Regions from separate parts of the Homo sapiens genome. Here region 2 is linked to region 1. Evidence: chromatin loops called from intact Hi-C (ENCODE). Cell type or tissue: lower leg skin. All regions are shown on one strand. Links, peaks and the distances in the headings refer to the core of each region. The heading gives the core; the rest is flanking DNA. Region 1 overlaps HSD17B12 (hydroxysteroid 17-beta dehydrogenase 12). Region 2 holds the start of MIR670 (microRNA 670).

What was found. A loop is a pair of places that touch in the nucleus more often than their neighbours do. Peaks named below come from ENCODE experiments on the same cell type or tissue, not always from the same donor. Only the 100,000 strongest peaks of a DNase experiment are listed, where the experiment ranks them.
Region 2: a loop joins it to region 1, with 8 times the contacts of the local background. A loop is called at or near these places in 8 of 110 quality-filtered maps.

What each region holds. Positions count from the first base shown.
Region 1 is chr11:43,847,096-43,855,389 of GRCh38, forward strand. It overlaps HSD17B12 (hydroxysteroid 17-beta dehydrogenase 12), which reads left to right. Exons shown (of 11, transcript NM_016142.3): 10 at 7,620-7,769; 11 at 8,049-8,294. The coding sequence ends at 8,153. Among named protein-coding and RNA genes, the nearest start is that of ALKBH3, 30 kb to the right of the region's middle. In lower leg skin, for the core only: a CTCF peak has its summit at 5,157 (motif pointing left); no DNase peak of the experiment used is centred there.
Region 2 is chr11:43,551,327-43,560,957 of GRCh38, forward strand. It overlaps MIR670 (microRNA 670), which reads left to right and starts at 8,330; the gene lies at 8,330-8,427. It also overlaps a transcript of HSD17B12 not described here. In lower leg skin, for the core only: no CTCF peak of the experiment used is centred there; a DNase peak (open chromatin) is centred at 5,145.

The DNA.
Region 1 (8,294 bases), core at 4,055-6,554:
TGTACTGATCTTGGTGTGAGTAACTCCGTCTGCAGTGCCATCCTGTTTCTCAAAGAGGTGTTGCTCTCCGTCACGCAGTTTCCTTCCTTTGACCTGGGAGGCCGGGTCTCTGGAAATGCTCTTAACAAGGAGATCATCTGCCAAGGGACACCATCCCCTGAGGTTTTCTTTACCAGAAGAAAGGTGGGGATGCAGATAGAGGCCATCTAAACCCAGAGAACTTTCAGCTGCCCTGAAAATGAAGTGGACTTTTTCATTCTTAGCAGGAGATTACAAAAGAATACTCCATTTACATTTGAACTTATTGTCCTGAAGAAATCCTCTGGGCGCCATGCACGGTGGCTCACGCCTATAATCCCAGCATTTTGGGAGGCCAAGGCAGGAGGGTCGCTTGAGCCCAGGAGTTTAACACCAGCCTGGGTAACATAGTGAGACACTGTCTCTACAAAAAATAGAAATACATTAGCTGGGCGTGGTGGTGCATGCCTGTGGTCCCAGCCACTCAGGAAGCTGAGACAGGAGAATCACTTGAGCCCAGGAGGTTGAAGGTGCAGTGAGCTGTGATGGTGTCACTGCACTCCAGCCTCGGTGATGGGTGGCAGAGCAAGACTCTGCCTCACAAAAAAAAAAAAAAAAAAGAGAAATCCTCTAGGCTCCATTTGCTTGTTACTACTTTCCAGTGCCTTTGTCTTGGTGATGAGAGTTGGTGGTTTTGTTAGTTCAGGTAAAAGTGTAGTTTTTAATCAGAATAGACTTGATTTGGGTTAATCCATGAAATTTAGAAAACAAATAGGACAAATTGAGATGAGAGAAAACACAATTTAAGAATTTTTTAATGAAAGAAGATATTCCTTCTTTGTATTTTTGTTACAGTATTTTATTGCTTAGGGTATTCATATAGTTCTATTGGGCTTCAAAGAACTAGAAAGCTAAATATTGAGAAACGGCTACCGGGATTACAAATATAAGTCTCCATCCTTTCTTCCTGTTAATTGCCAGTGACTATGAAAGGAGTTAATAGAGTGTGTCTTTTGTGCATATGGAGTCTAAATAGGGAGAGTTATAAAGCAATATAAAGATTCTCGCTGGAAATGTTCATGTATGGCCAACTATACCAATTTTGAAAAATGGCTTAAGAATAGTAAAATTAGTCCTTTTGGGCTCATTGGACTCAGATCCCTTCCAACCAGCTGAATCTCGATTTTTTCAGTGATCTCCTTTTTTCTTGGCCATTTACAACAGTGTTGTACCACAAGACCTACAAGCTTAAGAGGTCCCTCCAAACCATTACATGTGTGTCCAGGAGAACTAAGATATTCAGTTGGTTACCTCAACAGTCAGATATTCTCCATGGAAAATGGCATTCTTATGCGTCTTATTGGATATAAAAAGTCAGCCAAGCTCTTCTTTCCAAATTCATTCTAAAAATATAGATTTTGGAAAACTTAGAAAATAATTGCTAATACATACTAAAGTTTCAAATCCCACACTCTTTAACTGATAATATTTTATTTAATTCTCATGATAGTATAATAAGGAAGATTCTATAGCCTCTAATTACAGAGGAAGAAACTAAGGCTCAGTCATTGAGTGTTTTGCTCAAGATCACACAACTAGTAAGTGGTCAAGCTGGAATTTGAATCCAAGTTGGTCTGATTATAACCAATGCTGATTTTTTTTTCCTGTTACCCTACCACCTCTATTTTCACATCCCAAACTTAATCCTTTAGGAAATCCTTGCAGCATACCCACTATTTGACTACTTCTCATGACCTCCACTACTACCACTCTATCTGAGCCACCATCATAGCTTGTCCTGGACATTTTGCAGTATCTTACTATCTGGCCTTCCTACACCCATCGTGGTTTAACAGCCCCTATAGCCTACTCATAGCAGCCAGAATGATCTCTTTAAAATAAAATCCAGCTGGGCACAGTGACTCACACATGTAATCCCAACACTTTGGGAGGCTGAGATGTATGGATTGCTTGGGCTCATTGAGTTCAAGACCAGTCTGGGCAACATGGTGAAACCCTGTCTCTACAAAAAAATTAAAAAATTAGCCAGGCATGGTGGTGTGCACCTGTGGTCCTTGATACTTGGGAGGCTGAGGTGGGAGGATGGCTTGAGCCCGGGAGGTGGAGGTTGCAGTGAGCTGAGATCGCACCACTGCACTCCAGCCTGGGTGACAGAGCGAGACTATCTCAAACAAAACAAAACAAAACAAAAAAATCCAGTTACTTCACTGCTATGCTAAAAATTCTTCCTTGGCTTCTCATCTCTTTCACAATGAAACCATGAGTTTTTATGACCCTCAATGTTCTGATTTCAAACTTCCACGTTATCATGTCCCCTCCCCACCTTCCTACTTCTGTGGCCTCCTTCCAATTCTGGAAACACTTTGAGGATGCCTTCACCTCAGGGCCTTTGCACTTGTTCCTTCAGTCTCAAAGGCTCTTCACCCAGATATTCTTTTGGCCAACTCCATCTCTTTGTTCAGATCTTTGGTTATAAGTCACCACATCAAAGGGGCCTTTCTTGAGAACTCACCTGCAGGCTCAGCCTCTATCAGCTCTTTTACCCAGGTATTTTTTTCATCTTGCTTTTTTATCATTGCCTGCCAATACTGTACACCTTTGTTTTAATTATTATTTGTTTGTGGTCTATATCCTCCTACTGAAATGTAAGCTCTGTAAGATTAGGGACTCTGTTTTTATTCACAATGAATTTTATTCATTAAGTTCCCATGCCTAAAACATTGTTCTAGTAGGTGCTCAGGAAATAGTTTAGTGTTAAGTGAATGCCTTTTGTGAGATTACACTGTTTTTCTTTTTGTTCCTTGAATGTTAACATACAAATTCCACATCTTTGGAGGTAGGTTATTTACAAGATTATCAGCCAACATTTATCAAGGATCTTTGTGTAGAGCACAATACTTTGAACTCCTTCATTTTGGATTTAGATGCTAAGATTTATATGTATTGTTATTGCAGGGCCTTTTTTCATTGCTATATAACCAGGGATCTCTGCACCAGCAGAACAACTCCTTTTTCCTAAAATTTCTAGAAAGTCTAAGGGTTTCTGCCAAGTAGATAATCAAGGGCCTTTATATGGAAAAGCTAATTTCGTGGTCTGCAAGTAAAGTAATACGCACTCCAAAACTATAATATAGGTGTATAATTATTTAAGTTTTTGTATACCAGATCCTGAAATCGTAGATGAATACACAGATTTCAGGAAATGGAGTTTTCCTAATATTCTTCATAGGAGCCCCAGCTTCTGCCTTAAGAGTGTGTGCTGGCTACACGGTTGAATTTAATGCTCGGTAAAGGCAGATGTGACACCATGTATGAAATCTCATACTGTGCAAATACACTAGACCCTAGTGTATTCTGGGTCTTCATTTTCCCAGGTCATTGTCATCTGATGTTCTGGTCATTTTTCAGTTGAAAAGCATGTTTAGTACACAGATGATGACACCTGAAAGATGCCCTACCATGTTAAGTTCCAAGGTTCAATCCCTGATTCTTGAATATCTGCCATGCAGTTTCAGGCATCTTTCTTTCCACTACTCCATGGCCATAAGCCTTCCTCTTCTGAATCAAGCCCCCTGAATTGTACTGTGCAGTCCAGTTATCTAAGCAAGCTGCTCCAGTGGGTGAGAAAAAAGATACCAAGTTGTCGGGCCTGGTGCGGTGGTTCATGCCTGTAATCCCAGCACTTGGGAGGCTGAGGCAGGCGGATCACCTGAGGTCGGGAGTTCGAGACCAGCCTGGCCAACATGGAGAAACTCCATCTCTACTAAAAATACAAAATTAGCCGGGCGTGGTGGCAGGCGCCTGTAATCGCAGCTACTCAGGAGGCTGAGGCAGGGGAATTGCTTGAACCAGGGAGGTGGAGGTTGCAGTGAGCCGAGATGGCGCCACTGCACTCCAGGCTGGGTGACAGAGCGAGGCTCCATCTCAAGATACCAAGTTGTCTCCAGTGATTTTATTTTTTTTATTTTTATTGTTTTAAAATAGGCTGAGCAAGGAAGCACCAACAGCTTTGCTTTATGGCCTAATTAATTATTTGCCATGTGGGAATGCTAAATTTGAAGACCAGGATACTTGCCCACATCTGCAGCTCTCAAGGTCAGGTTGTTTCTGAGCTGGCAATATTTGTAATGGGAACTTGTTGAAATTGAGCAACTTGAAAAATCTGTTCTGCCCACAATTTCCTATAAAAGTATGAGTATCTTCTTGACCTGTTTCCCATAATGTTTTCCTGAGTAAGCAGGAGAAATCAACTAATTATCCCTTGTTGGGTTTTTATTTAACAGTTGAAGGGTGTACCTAGATGGCTTTTTGATATCTAAGATATTTCTTTACTTTCATATAACTTGGAATATTTATTTTTAAATCATTGGCAAGTAGCTATAAGTATGCCTGTTTAGATAGGTGCTCTTATATATGCTTCAGAATTTCTAAAATTTTGGCTTAAACATTCATATTATCAACTTCTTGGTGTAATTAATTTTCTGGATCATAGCAGTGGAAAGAGACCCCAGTACTCTTCTTCGGTGCTGTCCATAATGAAGTGTCTTTCACCAATTCATTCAATAGATATTAATTGTACCCCTGCTATGTACCAAGTACTGTTCTAAAACATTAAAATATATGAATATGACCAAGCCTTCATGGAGCTTGTGTTCTAGAAATGGATACTGCCCAGTGATTGGATTCAGTTTTCTGTACCGTTTTGCCTCCCTCCTGCCACTCTTCACACATTTCCAACATTTGAACCATCCTGAGCTATGCAGTTCCCTGAAAAACATCATGCTCTTCTGTGGCTCCTTTTCTTGGCTCCTGCTGTTCCCTTATTTGTTTACAATTAGGGAAATTCTTGCACTTCATTTAAGACTTAGCTCAAACGCTGTTTCGTCTTTGAACCCTCCACTAGGCCATGTTAACTGCCTTGATTTTAAACCATCGTGGAAATAAATATACTTTCTAGAAAAGAATTTACATTTCTTAGCTGGAAAAACATAACCCAACTTGGAATTCCTGAGTATGCATCTCTTGTCCCCACCCCTTGATCTGGGGGTTCTCTAGACTAGCTCTATGGTTTAGCTGCATGAAGAGTTAACTTGTGGCACCACCAAGTGGTTCAGTCAGGCAGTGCAACTTAATTCTCCTACAAGATCAAAGTAGTCCAATTTATACCATGTTACATACGAAGGGAGGGAAGAAGATGGCAAAAAGGATGGACGAAAGGAACAAAAAATTATAACGCAGTTGAGAGGTATAATGATTAGACCATCTCTACCTCTAGAAGCTCAAAATCTTACAATACCTTTACCAGGCTTGTGATCTATATTTGGGTTTTTTTTTTTAATCTTCACTATTTTGTGACCTTTAAACCTAATGCATAGAAATGAGAAATGGTTTGCTTATGTTCCTTCATTATGTGAGATCAGAGTATTTACATATACTCTTTCTTTCCTTACTGCTCAACTTTACTCTGGGAAATAACCTTTTCTTTACTGACCCATTGTGAGAGCCTCACTGAACTCTGCATTTCCTACTCAGTCTGAGTCGGAGATCTCACCCTAGTGTGTGCTCTCATAGACTATATCCTTGTGGCAAAATGGTCCTTAAAAGATGTGACAAAAAATTTTTTTTTCTAAGTGAGGGATAAATATATAGTGATAATCCCAATAAACAAATTCTCAGAAATCAAAAGTTACCTAATCAAAGTTGGCTCAAATATTGAAGTACTTCATACTTAGTATGAGTCTGTGGCTGCAGCAACAAGGAAAGAGGAAGATAGAGAGTGACAGCACTCCATCTGGGGTTCTTGGTTCTAATGAAGAGGCTGAGGTTTCATCTAACCTGTCAAGGAGAGTGGGTTGCATTCCTTGACTTAGACTTCGGAGTGGGAAAAATGCAAAGCACACACGTACATAAAAACCCAGAGACGGCCGGGCGCGGTGGCTCACGCCTGTAATCCCAGCACTTTGGAGGCCGAGGTGGGTGCATCACAAGGTCAGGAGATCGAGACCATCCTGGCTAACATGGTGAAACCCTGTCTCTACTAAAAATACAAAAAATTAGCCAGGCGTGGTGGCGGGCGCCTGTAGTCCCAGCTACTGGGGAGGCTGAGGCAGGAGAATGGTGTGAACCCAGGAGGCGGAACTTGTGGTGAGCAGAGATCGCGCCACTGCACTCCAGCTTGGGGACTCTCGCTGAGACTCTGTCTCAAAAAAAAAAAAAAAAAAAAAAAAAAACCAGAGACATGGGACCACTCCTTCTAGGTCTCAGCAGGACGGAAATCCATAGAATGGAACAGATCTCAATTTGATTGAAATTTTAAGATTTTGACCACCATGTGTTAGAACCATTCCTTTTCTTTAATGGAAGTGTCATTGGGCCAAGCGTGGTAGCTCACACCTGTCATCCCGACACTTGGGGAGGCTGAAGTGGGAGGATCACATGAGCCCAGAAGTTTGAGACCAGCCTGGGCAGCATGTTGAAACCTTGTCTCTACAAAAAAAATTTTAAATTAGCTGGGCATGGTGGTGCACACCTGTGGTTCCAACTACTCAGAAGGCTGAGACAGGAGGATCCCTTGAGCCCAAGAGCTCAAGGCTGCAGTGAGCTATGATCGTGCCACCGCACTCCAGCCTAAGCAACAAGCAAAACCCTGCCTCAAAAAAAAAAGAAGAAAAAGAAAAAAAGAAGTATCATTGCAGTGATACTTCACACATGTGAGATAAACAATACATTCACTCTTTGTTGAACTACCATGCCCAGGTTATTTCAAACTACAGAAGGACCTCTTGTATCATGACTCAGGACTTGTTACAATAGGGTTTCCTTATACTCTGTGTTGAATCACATCCAAAATGCAGCAAGCTTAAGCAATAAAGAACCTAACATTATTGAAGTTCCTCTAAAGGTCATGTCCAGATTTGTCACCCTACACCCATCCAGTCAGGTGTCTTTTAGTTACCCAAACAGTTTCCATATTGTTAGACTGTGTTTCTTCTAAAAAAGAAAAAAAGGGAGGTGGTTCTATCTTATCAATAAAATTGTTTATAAAACTCAGAAGTAGAATGGTGAGAAACTAGGGAAGAAAAGTAGTAACGCAAGTCTGAGAAATAAGATGTCTATTTTAGAAGGATCAAAGCTGATAGAACAAGCTTAATTAGCCATAAATTATGGAGAAAGTTGGCATTATCCCATTAGAAGAATAAAGTATCAAAGATCTCCTACTTGGTGGTTCTGTCTCAATGTTGAGTTTACTAAGTGTGAAAAGTATCCTATCCTGAATCTGTGCTCTCTGGATTATTTAATGCTTTCCTTTTTAAAGGTTCAAAAAGGTAGATTTCTGCTTATTTTTAATACTTTCTCTGGTCTCAAACTCTGTTTTATTGAGAGATTGATTTGTTACAATTTGTTTTATGGTATCATGTGTTCTATCAAGTTGGCTTTAGATAGCCACTTCTCTTTTCTTCTCTCTCTGTAAAGATACAGATGTTTCTACCACTAAGAGCAGTCAAGCACCACTGTACATTCTGAGTTTGTGGCCTTACTAATCAATGGCATGTTTTCTGGGGTGGGTGTTCCCTTTCTAGAGTGTCCTGCCATACTTCGTAGCTACAAAACTGGCTAAAATCCGGAAGCCAACTTTGGATAAGCCCTCTCCGGAGACGTTTGTGAAGTCTGCAATTAAAACAGTCGGCCTGCAATCCCGAACCAATGGATACCTGATCCATGCTCTTATGGTAGGTAGATTTTTTGAATCACAAATCAATACTTTCTGGCTTGGGGTTTCTTTCCCATTGAGTTACAGGATAGTATGTAATAGATTAGCACATATACATTGTCCAGCCATAGTAACAAGATATCTATATCTTGTTATAATTATAATGGTCGTATACCCAAGAACTTTAAAATCTACCTATAAATAAAAACAACACTATAATAAAACATTAAATCATATGCTTCAATTTAGCCCAAATTGTAGGCTATAATTACATATCTCTCTCATTCTGTTTCCCTAGGGCTCGATAATCTCAAACCTGCCTTCTTGGATTTATTTGAAAATAGTCATGAATATGAACAAGTCTACACGGGCTCACTATCTGAAGAAAACCAAGAAGAACTAAGCATTGATAACTGCATTGTAACTTGGCCAGATGCTCCAGCATATGCACGTTCACTGCAAAGCACCCTACTGGTTTTGAAAATCTGACCTTGTCATTTCAATAGTTATTAACATGACTAAATATTATCTTAATTAAGAGGAA
Region 2 (9,631 bases), core at 3,932-6,431, 300 kb before region 1:
CTGCTTTGCTCACTAAGCTCTGGTCACTCTGTCCTTCTTCCTCTTTCCACACTATTCCAAGCTTATTTCTTCCTCAGAGTCTATGCACTTGCTGGTCCCTATAAATGAAGTGCATTTCTTTTAGAATTTACATGGCTCATTCCCTCGCTTCATTCCTGTCTTGGGTCAAATATTTTCTCAGAGAAGCATTCTCTGACTACCTTATCTAGAATATGTCTTCTACCAGACACTCTCCACTCCCCTTTTCTCTAGAGCCATTACCACTGTCTGAACCATATTATACTTATTTGGTTATTTATTTGTTTATTGCCTGTCGCTACCATAAGAAGTTAAGCTTTGTAATGTCAGGAACTCCTGTCTTGTTGACTGATGTAGAACGTTCGTCACACATACTAGGTACTCAGTTTTATAAAGGAGTGAATGAATCTAAGCTCTGCTACTAAACTATACGTTCTTTGAGGGCAAGCACCATGTTTTATACATTTGAGTCCCCTTTTCCAAGTCCTAGTTTCTTATACCTAAGTCCACTCAAATGCTTGTCTGAATTTCAGATTCTGCAGAGAAAACCCCCAGCTGCTTTTCTCCCATTAATGTAATTATACCTGTTTAAAAGACATCAGGAAATGGTCTTTACCTATCCTGTCACCTCCAGAGATGACTCAGTCTTCATCACATTGATCCCTGGCAAGTCTACCAGATCACAGCTTCTCCAGTTGTGGATCTCAGGCCATTAAGGGGTTGTGACCTACATTTTTTGATGACATAGAACAAATGAGAAAATAGCAGAGTGCATTGCAGGTTTTAAGGATAACTATTACTTTTTTCTGTTGTGGGTATCATCAGGTCATGCTATAAAATGAACATCTGGCCAGGCGCGGTGGCTCACGCCTGTAATCCCAACATTTTGCGAGGCCGAGGAGGGTGGATCACCTGAGGTCAGGAGTTCAAGACCAGCCTGGCTAACACGGCGAAACCCCGTCTCTACTAAAAATACAAAAATTAGCCAGGCATCGTGGCGAGTACCTGTAATCCCAGCTACTTGGGAGGCTGAGGGAGGAGAATCACTTGAACCCGGGAGGCAGAGGTTGCAGTGAGCCAAGATCACACCACTGCACTCAGCGTGGGTGATAAGAGTGAGACTCCGTCTCAAAAAATATAATAATAAAAATAAAAAATAAAATAAACATTGTTGGCCATTGTCTAAAAACTTTGAAAGTTCTAGATGTCCCATAAGTAGTTATTTTATAGAATACATACTTATACTCTTAATATTTAAATAGCTAGCATTTATTGCAGGTTATTTTTGTGCTGGGCACCTGTGTTACACTGTTTCACATACATTATCTTACAGTCCTCATTACAGTTCTAAGAGGAGGGGCTTATTATAATTCTTATTATTTTCATTTTACAGAGGAGGAAACTGAGGCTTAGAGAAATTAAGTAATTTGCCCATGATCACAAAGCTGGTAAACAGCTAAGTGGAAGGCCCACTTCCAGAGCTTTCCTTACCTGCTAGTGAGCAATCTCTCCAGCAGCATCTATTCTTTAATTTCATGTTCTGAACTGAAAAAGCCCCCACAGCCTTGTTTTATGTCAATAAACACTACTTACCCAGCATTCTGATGGGAGATTTTTTTTTTTTTTTTAGGTTGCCGGTAGGCACCACTGAGGCAAATGGACTGTTGTCCTGTTAAGAGTTCCACAGACCTAGAGAGTCTGGGAATCACGGGTCTCAATGTATTCACACTAGTCCAGAACTTGAAGAGACCTGGAACTGCAGCTGCTCGGGGGCCACCTGACAGAAGCTGTGGTTTTCACAGAAGGACACAGCCACAGACAGCCCATAGCTTGGCAGGGAGGAAGGTGGGGAATAAATACCCTGCCATGCCTTCCTCCCATCTTTGGATTTCCCTCTCAGGGCCCCCATTGGCTGAACCAGGGATCAGGAGAGTCTGTTAATGCAGTCCCTAGAGGTCAACCTCTCAGAACAGAGTGGAGTGAGTGCAGCGTGGATATGGAGGGCAAATGCACAGCCCCCCCGCTTACCATCCTCAGCACCAGTACAGATTAACACGAATTCCCAAGGCCTTCGAATGCCAAGCCTTGGCTGCCGCAGTACCTCACAGCTCACCACAACTCTCACCTCTCCCTTGAGGACAACATCTGAACGGGCCAGGTGGGGCATTGTGCAGGCTTGGGCCACACTGCAAGCCCCTCCCTTGGCCCTGTCTTTATTCACTGGGCTGCCAAGTGAGGAAAACCAGGCCAGAAAAAGAACCAGCCCCCCTCATCCACCTAGGCATTTGCAGCTCTGCCAGCACTTCGGCATCTTGTCCGTGATCTAATCATGCACGAGGTCAGGGGGTTTTTATACAGTCTAGGGATTTGACTGTGAATGGCAGAAATTTCTTCCTACCAGGATTTTGCACGCTTCCGAGCTGAAACCTCCTGGAGCAAGGAAGCAGGGCAAAGTGTGTGTGTGTGTGTGTGTGTGTGTGTGTGTGTGTGTGTGTGTGTGTGTGTGTGTGTCAGGGGAGAGGGGCAGAATAAAGGCATGTTCTAAAGGCATGTTCCTGCTCTTCATACTTACCCAGCCTTTATAGGCAAATGTGTGGCTGCAGTTGTGGCTGAAATATGAATGAATGTGGTGGTGTGCAGGTGCATGAATGACTGTAAGTTTCTGTGAATGAATGTATTTGTGATGAAGAGTGCATGGGAGCCCCTGCAAGCCGGGGTAGTGGTTTGCAGGTGCCTGGCTGGCTGGCTGGAAGCATCCACTGATCAGTATCTTTACCAAAGTCTATAAGTGTTGGGTTGAGGAGGGAGGAGGGGAATACTCTGTTTTCTCATAGCACCTCCCTTTTGCTGCTGCCACTGCTGCGTAGCAGCATGAACCGTTGGCAATTGCCTTGTCCTCCCTGAAGCCCCAGAGAAGAAAGTCGGGGGAAAGACAAGCAAAAGCATGTGGTCAGTCTGTCGTCAGTTGACGGCTCCTCCAGACACCAAGAATTGTCCTTAGATAAACTCTAGTCACAGAGCCTCCTGACTAGCCCGTGGGGCTGAACAAGGGGCAGATGAGTGGTAGCTCAGGTTAGATTTTCTCTGACCTCTACTCCCCTGACCTACTAGCCTGGTCAGGCAGAATTATTCATATTCTGCCTTTATCTGAAATGTTGAGATTAATAAGACCGTCTTCTCTTCTATCTCCCAGCCAGATTTGGGGGAATGAAAGGAGGGGCCGCATTCGTTTAGGAAGTAGTGATAAGCAAAAATGACTGGGTAGTTACCAATTGAAAACCTGACTTCATGAGCATATCAAAAAAAAAAAAGTTAAGGGCCACTTAATTTTAAATCATATGATTTAAATCCATTTTGGGTTCCTCTTCTCCCCCACTCAAGGTCCCCCGTAGTTTTTGTCATCCAAGTGGCCTCTGTGAGGGCCCCTGCACACGATGGCCCCAAATAGTCCCCTCATTAACAGTCTCAGCAGAGGCCAAAGACTGAATAGGTCAGAGAAACCAAATTCTTCTATCATCCGGAGGCCCAAGAGAACCTATCTGAGGAGGGCAAGTGAGGGAGGGAGGGCTGAGAAGCAAGAAATGTGGGAAATGAAGACTTTACAAAACTATTGTAAATTGCCTCCTCTGAAAATAGAAAAATCCAACATTCCCCAACCACCCCCTCTCCAACAAATACTTTGAAAGTGGCGAATCTCACCCACTTTGCTTCCATGGGGAGGCACTCTGTATTCACATACATAATCCATAGGTATTTATAAAAATGTATAATTGTGAAATGGACCAATGAAAACTGTATTGTTAGCTAAGTGAAGAGGGCAGTTGTCCCCCCCCCATAAAAGGCAGATGTTTAAATAAATGCAGATTTTAATAATACAATATCATTATCAGATTGCATACTTAGGTCCCCCAGATGAAACCTAAGCCTGTTTTCGTGGGCTGCTGTGCCTTTTCTGCCAAGCAGCTGTGAGAAGGAATGAACATCCCAGAATCCTTGCTTATGAATGCACTGTCTTCGCTGAGTTTGAATGTACTAGTGCTTCATGTTTGTGTGAATGGGGGTTGCATGTGCTGGTCAGAAGCCACATGAGACACATGGTTGGGGGGCGGGGAATTATGTCTTTAAAAAATGAATTGGAAAAAATGAAATGGAATGTGTGAATGGCATAAATGGAGCCCATGGCACCTTCTCTTTTTTATTACCCACCACCACAATAGGGCCCACCTGTTTCATTAAAATTAATTCCTGGCTTTGCAAATATCAATAGATCAATACCTGTACTTATGTTCCACCCTTCACTGGGACCAGACTGCTAAAAACAGAGAGCTGCAACACAAAAGATACCGCAGTCAGCTCAAGCAGGGGGTTATTTTTAGATCAGAAAAACGAAGGGAAAGAAAAAAAACAGAGGCAGTTCTGGGTTTTGCAATCTAATTTGGTCCCTTTTCTTAAGGAAAAAAAAATCCCATCAATGGCATTTTCCATACAATCTGATTTCCATTTGGCTCCTAGAAAAAGAAGAAGAGATCTAGGGCTGAAAATTCTGGAGTTTTATGGCTGATTCCAGCTAGTATCCTTTCTTCACCAGGCTCCAACTGAATTAATTTGATACTATTTTTGAAAGTCAGTGTTTCTAAGGGAGACCTAATGACGCACTGACGTCAATGCAGGTCAATAGCACACACTGCTGGAACTGGGCGTGCTACACCGAGCCAGGGCTGGAGCCTTTTCAAACAGCCCCAACTCTGCAAATATCCCAGCTTTGCAGGGGGAAAAAAGCCAGGGTTTTGTAAGCATTGAGACCCCCACCATTTTTCCCGAACACCTTCAAAATTGATGCATGCTTTCTAGATGCAAAAAAAGAAAGAAGAAAATCCAAACAGATATAATCAGACGCACTGCAGTGCAAAAAAAAAAAAAAAAAAAATCATACCTGTCAAAGGAACCGTATGTAATCCGTGCACACACACACATTTCACATTTACGTTCAGAATGCAATACATATCATTAGGATCTGTCTATAAATAGACTCGAGCGTGTGTGCATCGGGACTTAGTCCCAAACTGGGTTTTCAAACGTGGGTGATGAGTTCTTTGCTCTGATCAGTTACTCAGAAGGTGCCTGAATGTGTGGGGGTGGGAGCGTGGGAGGGGGCTGCCTCCTCTTTCTCCTCCTTCCCTTTGGCTCTCCCCCTCCTTTCTTCTCCCTCCCTCCCTCCCTCTACCCTCACCTCCCCTCTCCTCTCCCTGTATCCCTCTCTCATTTCCTCTTTCTTTCTCTTCTTCTCCCTCTCTCCTTCAGCATCCCCCCACCCTCTTTTTCTCTCTCCCCCTCCCTCTCACCCCCTCTCTCTCTCCCCCACCCTCTCTCTTCTCCCTCTCCCTCCAAGTCTGGCACTGAACGCGAACTGTTTTGCTTTGCTCTGGGAAGAGTGCAGACACATAACGTGAAATCCCGAGCTTTTTGCGTGGTGCATTTAAAATGCTTCCTTGTTTATATTACCCTCATTCCCTCACCTCCCCCACCCCCTCACCAGTCCTTCCAAATTTCCCTAGAAATCTATGTAAAGCATGCGGAGGGGAAAACATTTGCACAAAAAGTGAAGGAGCTCGCCAAGGTAGGTTATACCATGCACTGTCTTGTGTTTGGCTTTTGCAAAGTTTATGATGTCAGTTGGTGAATGTTTGGAGGAGTAGATTTGTATGACTGACCATGATTACTGTCTTTTTCATTGAACAATTATCTTTGTACAAATTGCCTAGACTTCTTGGGCAGGCTTTCCTGGGGTCTTGTATGTGTGGTTTTTGCAGGAGGCATGCCAGCTGGAAGACAGTCCTCTGTTGTTAAGCTGGGTAGGGGACGCCGTCTTGGCTTCCCCCACCCTAGTGTTCTGTGGTTTGGGGGTGGAGGGTGGAGAAGTATTCTGTAGTGGGCATGTGCTTCTGCCACTTGGCCATATCTTGGATTGATTCTCATTCACTGAGTGTCTTAATTCTTGTAATTATTTTGCACGTGAAAATTTAGTTCCAAAAAGGCTTCATGAAGTCAGAGAAAAGTGGGGAGAGTCAGAGAGAGAAAGAATCACGGTATGGTGGTGGTGATGGGAGCGGTAATATGTCTTGCATAGAGAACTTAATGTTCTCCCACTTTTTGGAGAAAATGCTAAGTCTTTAGTGGGTGTAAGCAAAATAATTTTTGTTTAAAACCTTATTCGTGGGTAAAATGAAATTTAAAATAAATGTTTCCGTTGCAAGAGCAAAAACTGCTACAGCTCACAACCACCTGTAGAGGGAAATCTTTATGCATGATATCTTAAGGGCTGGTTGTGTAGAGGAAAACCGCCTGAAAAGGCTCCTGACAAAGTTTGCAGCAGGAAAGACAAGAGATACTGAGCCCTGCAGGGTGAAGGGTTAAAACTCGGGGGCGGCAGAGAAGGAGGGAACGGCTGGAGCTCAGCCAGGGTCTGTCAGTCTGGGGACTTACAGGGTTGGCCTTCCTGCTTTGAGGGGCTGGTGCTGTAACGGGGGGGAGCCTGAGGTGGAGAAGCTAAATGGGGCAGGGGCTTGCAGAATACTTGTGTGTCGTGGAAGGAGGGGCGTTCTATGAGGTCAGAGATCGTATGGTGCTTGGGGCCATGTGACGATAGGGAGGTCACAGGCCAGTTTTTCCGTTGGGTTCTGGTCCTCCCAGTTCCTCCCTGCTGCTGCACAAAGCGAGGTGGTTATCAACAAGTGTTTCTCCTGAGAAGATTAGTTTTGACAGGGACTTCAAGGGGTTTTTTAATCTGGGTAAATCCACCAGGGCTTTATTGTGTGTAGCAAAGAGAGTCATTCTTTGTTAGGAAGGAGCTTGGGGAAGAGAGGTGGAGGGGTGGAGAGAGGGGGCTTTTGAACATCAGCCATTTGACCTTGGGGGCCAGAGTTCAAATCCCCCAGAGGTCTGAAAAGGTTGAAAAGATATCATTATCCCTTCTCCCTCCCCCGCGTCTTTCACCCAGAGCTTTATGTTTAACGGGGAAAATCCAGCGCCTGGTGTTGGCCAAACCTCATCAATGGGAATTCCATGTGTCTGAGAGCAGGATTTTTTTTTTCATCGAGGGAAGCAGGCAGCACTCTCAGCTGTAGTACTGTACATTTTTTTCCCCCTGCAAATCATCTTCTAGGAAAGCTGAATCACCTCCACTCTGAAGAGCAGCCACTTCTGGGAGGTGGAACACAGGGGGAGGAGGGAATACCCCCTCCTCCATGGTCCTTAAATATCCGTGTGGGGGCACTACTTGAATGTCTGGTTCAGATGAGCCTGGAAATATGACGAGGGTTCTTTGGACTGGGCTGGTAGTTGAGAAGACCATCTGAGCGGGGATGTAATTCTGAAGGAGTAAGGTAGTGGCTTTTTCTTTTGCGCTGGGGGTGCGGGGGCGGAGGGGTGCAGCTGGCTGGGTCATCAAATTAACATGAGAAGGGAATCGTTTTCAGCAGGGAAGTAGGAGATTTGGGGAGGGTGCTTGGAAGATAGAATCAGCATGCTATTGCCACCCCCCACCCCAAATAACCAAAAGGCAAGGAGTACAGACATAGAAATGGGAAGTGAAATGTTGGTATAGACTGTGATTAAGCCTGCTGTTGGTATGAAGTGCTGTCTCACTAAATAAAGCAGAGTGGATGGTGGCTGCATCCCTGGATCTGCCGGTGTGAAGTAAAACCAGGTCAGCTGGCCTGACACCCACTGTCCATATCACTGAAGGTCCTGCTCCAAGAAGGGGGATGGAGAGTCTTCCACAGCCCGGAAAGCATCAGGTTTCTTTGTGTTGCACTTCTCAGAAGGAAATTGTTTCTGTTTATTGCTTAAGTCAACAAGTATTTGTCTCCCTTTGATATAAATGCTGTGGGGGAAGTGGTTACAAGAAAAAAAAATCTGGTCCTGGAATTATAGCCATCTGCTCTCCACAGTCCTCCAAGACTGTCAGTATCTCTCTTTACTCTGAGCTGTGGTCTTCTAGGGACCAAGTTCCAGAAGAATAGCACCTAAAAAGTATTTCATGTCCATCAGCCTTCCCCGGAGATCCATGGAAAGACCACCTCTCTCAGGTTCTACCAGGTGCCCAAGCACTTGTCACATGCAGACATGTATGTGCAGTGTACATGCACATATATGTGCAAAAACCACAACAGTATGCATGTGGGTACCCAGGGTTCTCTCCACATGAGAACCCACGAGAGCCCACGTCAGCTCATGAGCCACATACACAAGGAAACAGACCTTCTTCCTCTCTGTCAAGTCCGAAGATGCCAGCTGAGACGTTCTTCATCCAGTTTAGGGGTGGACCTGATGTCCCTGAGTGTATGTGGTGAACCTGAATTTGCCTTGGGTTTCCTCATATTCATTCAGGAGTGTCAGTTGCCCCTTCACGCGACGTTGGAGAGCATTACAGCAAGCAGGTGTCTACTCATTTATGGCAAGAATGAAGTCCGACTTTTATCTTCATCACCTTGGATGAGCCCTGGTGCTTGCCCTGTTTCTCAAAAGAAACCTAAGGGCAGGGGCAGAACTGGTTATAGAATTCATGGAACCTGGCACAAAATGAACACGTAGGGCCCCTTGTTCAAAAAGCAGGAAGAAAGTGCCTAAATATAATGCCTTTGTCTTTCTTCCACAATCTCTCTCTAGAATCGTCATGGTGGTTTTTTATTTGCTGTTTTTCATGTGGTGCTAAATAAAAATAAAAATTTTAAATTTTTAGCATGAATTTTACCGTTCATCTTTATATTGTGTGATGCCAGTTGTAAATGTAAACACAAGAGCGTTTAACTCATTTGTAGAATCACTGAAATTACACAATTCACATTTCATATGTCGCATATGCATAGGTATTTCATTCTTACCAGAACAATGGAGATGCTGACAAAATGAACTCCAGTGTTTTTATTTCACTTCTTGATACAAGCGCTTTGTACCAGCACTCTCCACCTTCAGCTTGCTGTTGAGGAGAAATAGCTATGGATTGCTCTATCTTCACCTTTCCTTCTGTGTCAACATTTTCAGCATAGGTGTTTGGCAAATACAGGGAAGGAACATAAGTAAGAAATGCTACTTTAGGGTCCCTTAGGCATTAGTGTTTCTTAGAACTCTATTGCCTTCCTTCTGCATTTGAAGCATCTGGTTCAAACAGAAAGCATGACCTCTGGGCACTGTCTGTGTCCCCCGTCTGTGTAGTCATAGGCTTACTTTCCATTCTACTTGCCCCGAGTCTCACTGAGCTCCCACTGGAATTCTGTACGCATGGGCTACTGCCAACATTGTGGGACAGGAACGATGGATGGGCACACACATTCTCTATTATCCCATAGACTTCACTTACAAAACACGGGTTCAAAGACAAAATTTTTAAGAATTTCAAGACAATAACAGTAGAATCTTAAACCAACCATGGAGCTCTTCTGAGCCAAGGGCCCTGCAACTACACAAGTTGCACGCTCCTGAAGTCAATCCAGGTGGGAGGAAGTAAGAAGTAACCTAGACTTCAGGCTGAGAACCCTATTACTCATCTTCCTTCGTCAAGCGAATAATTGAATCCGCAGCAAAAAAAAACTTGAACGGCCTCCATTTTTGACCC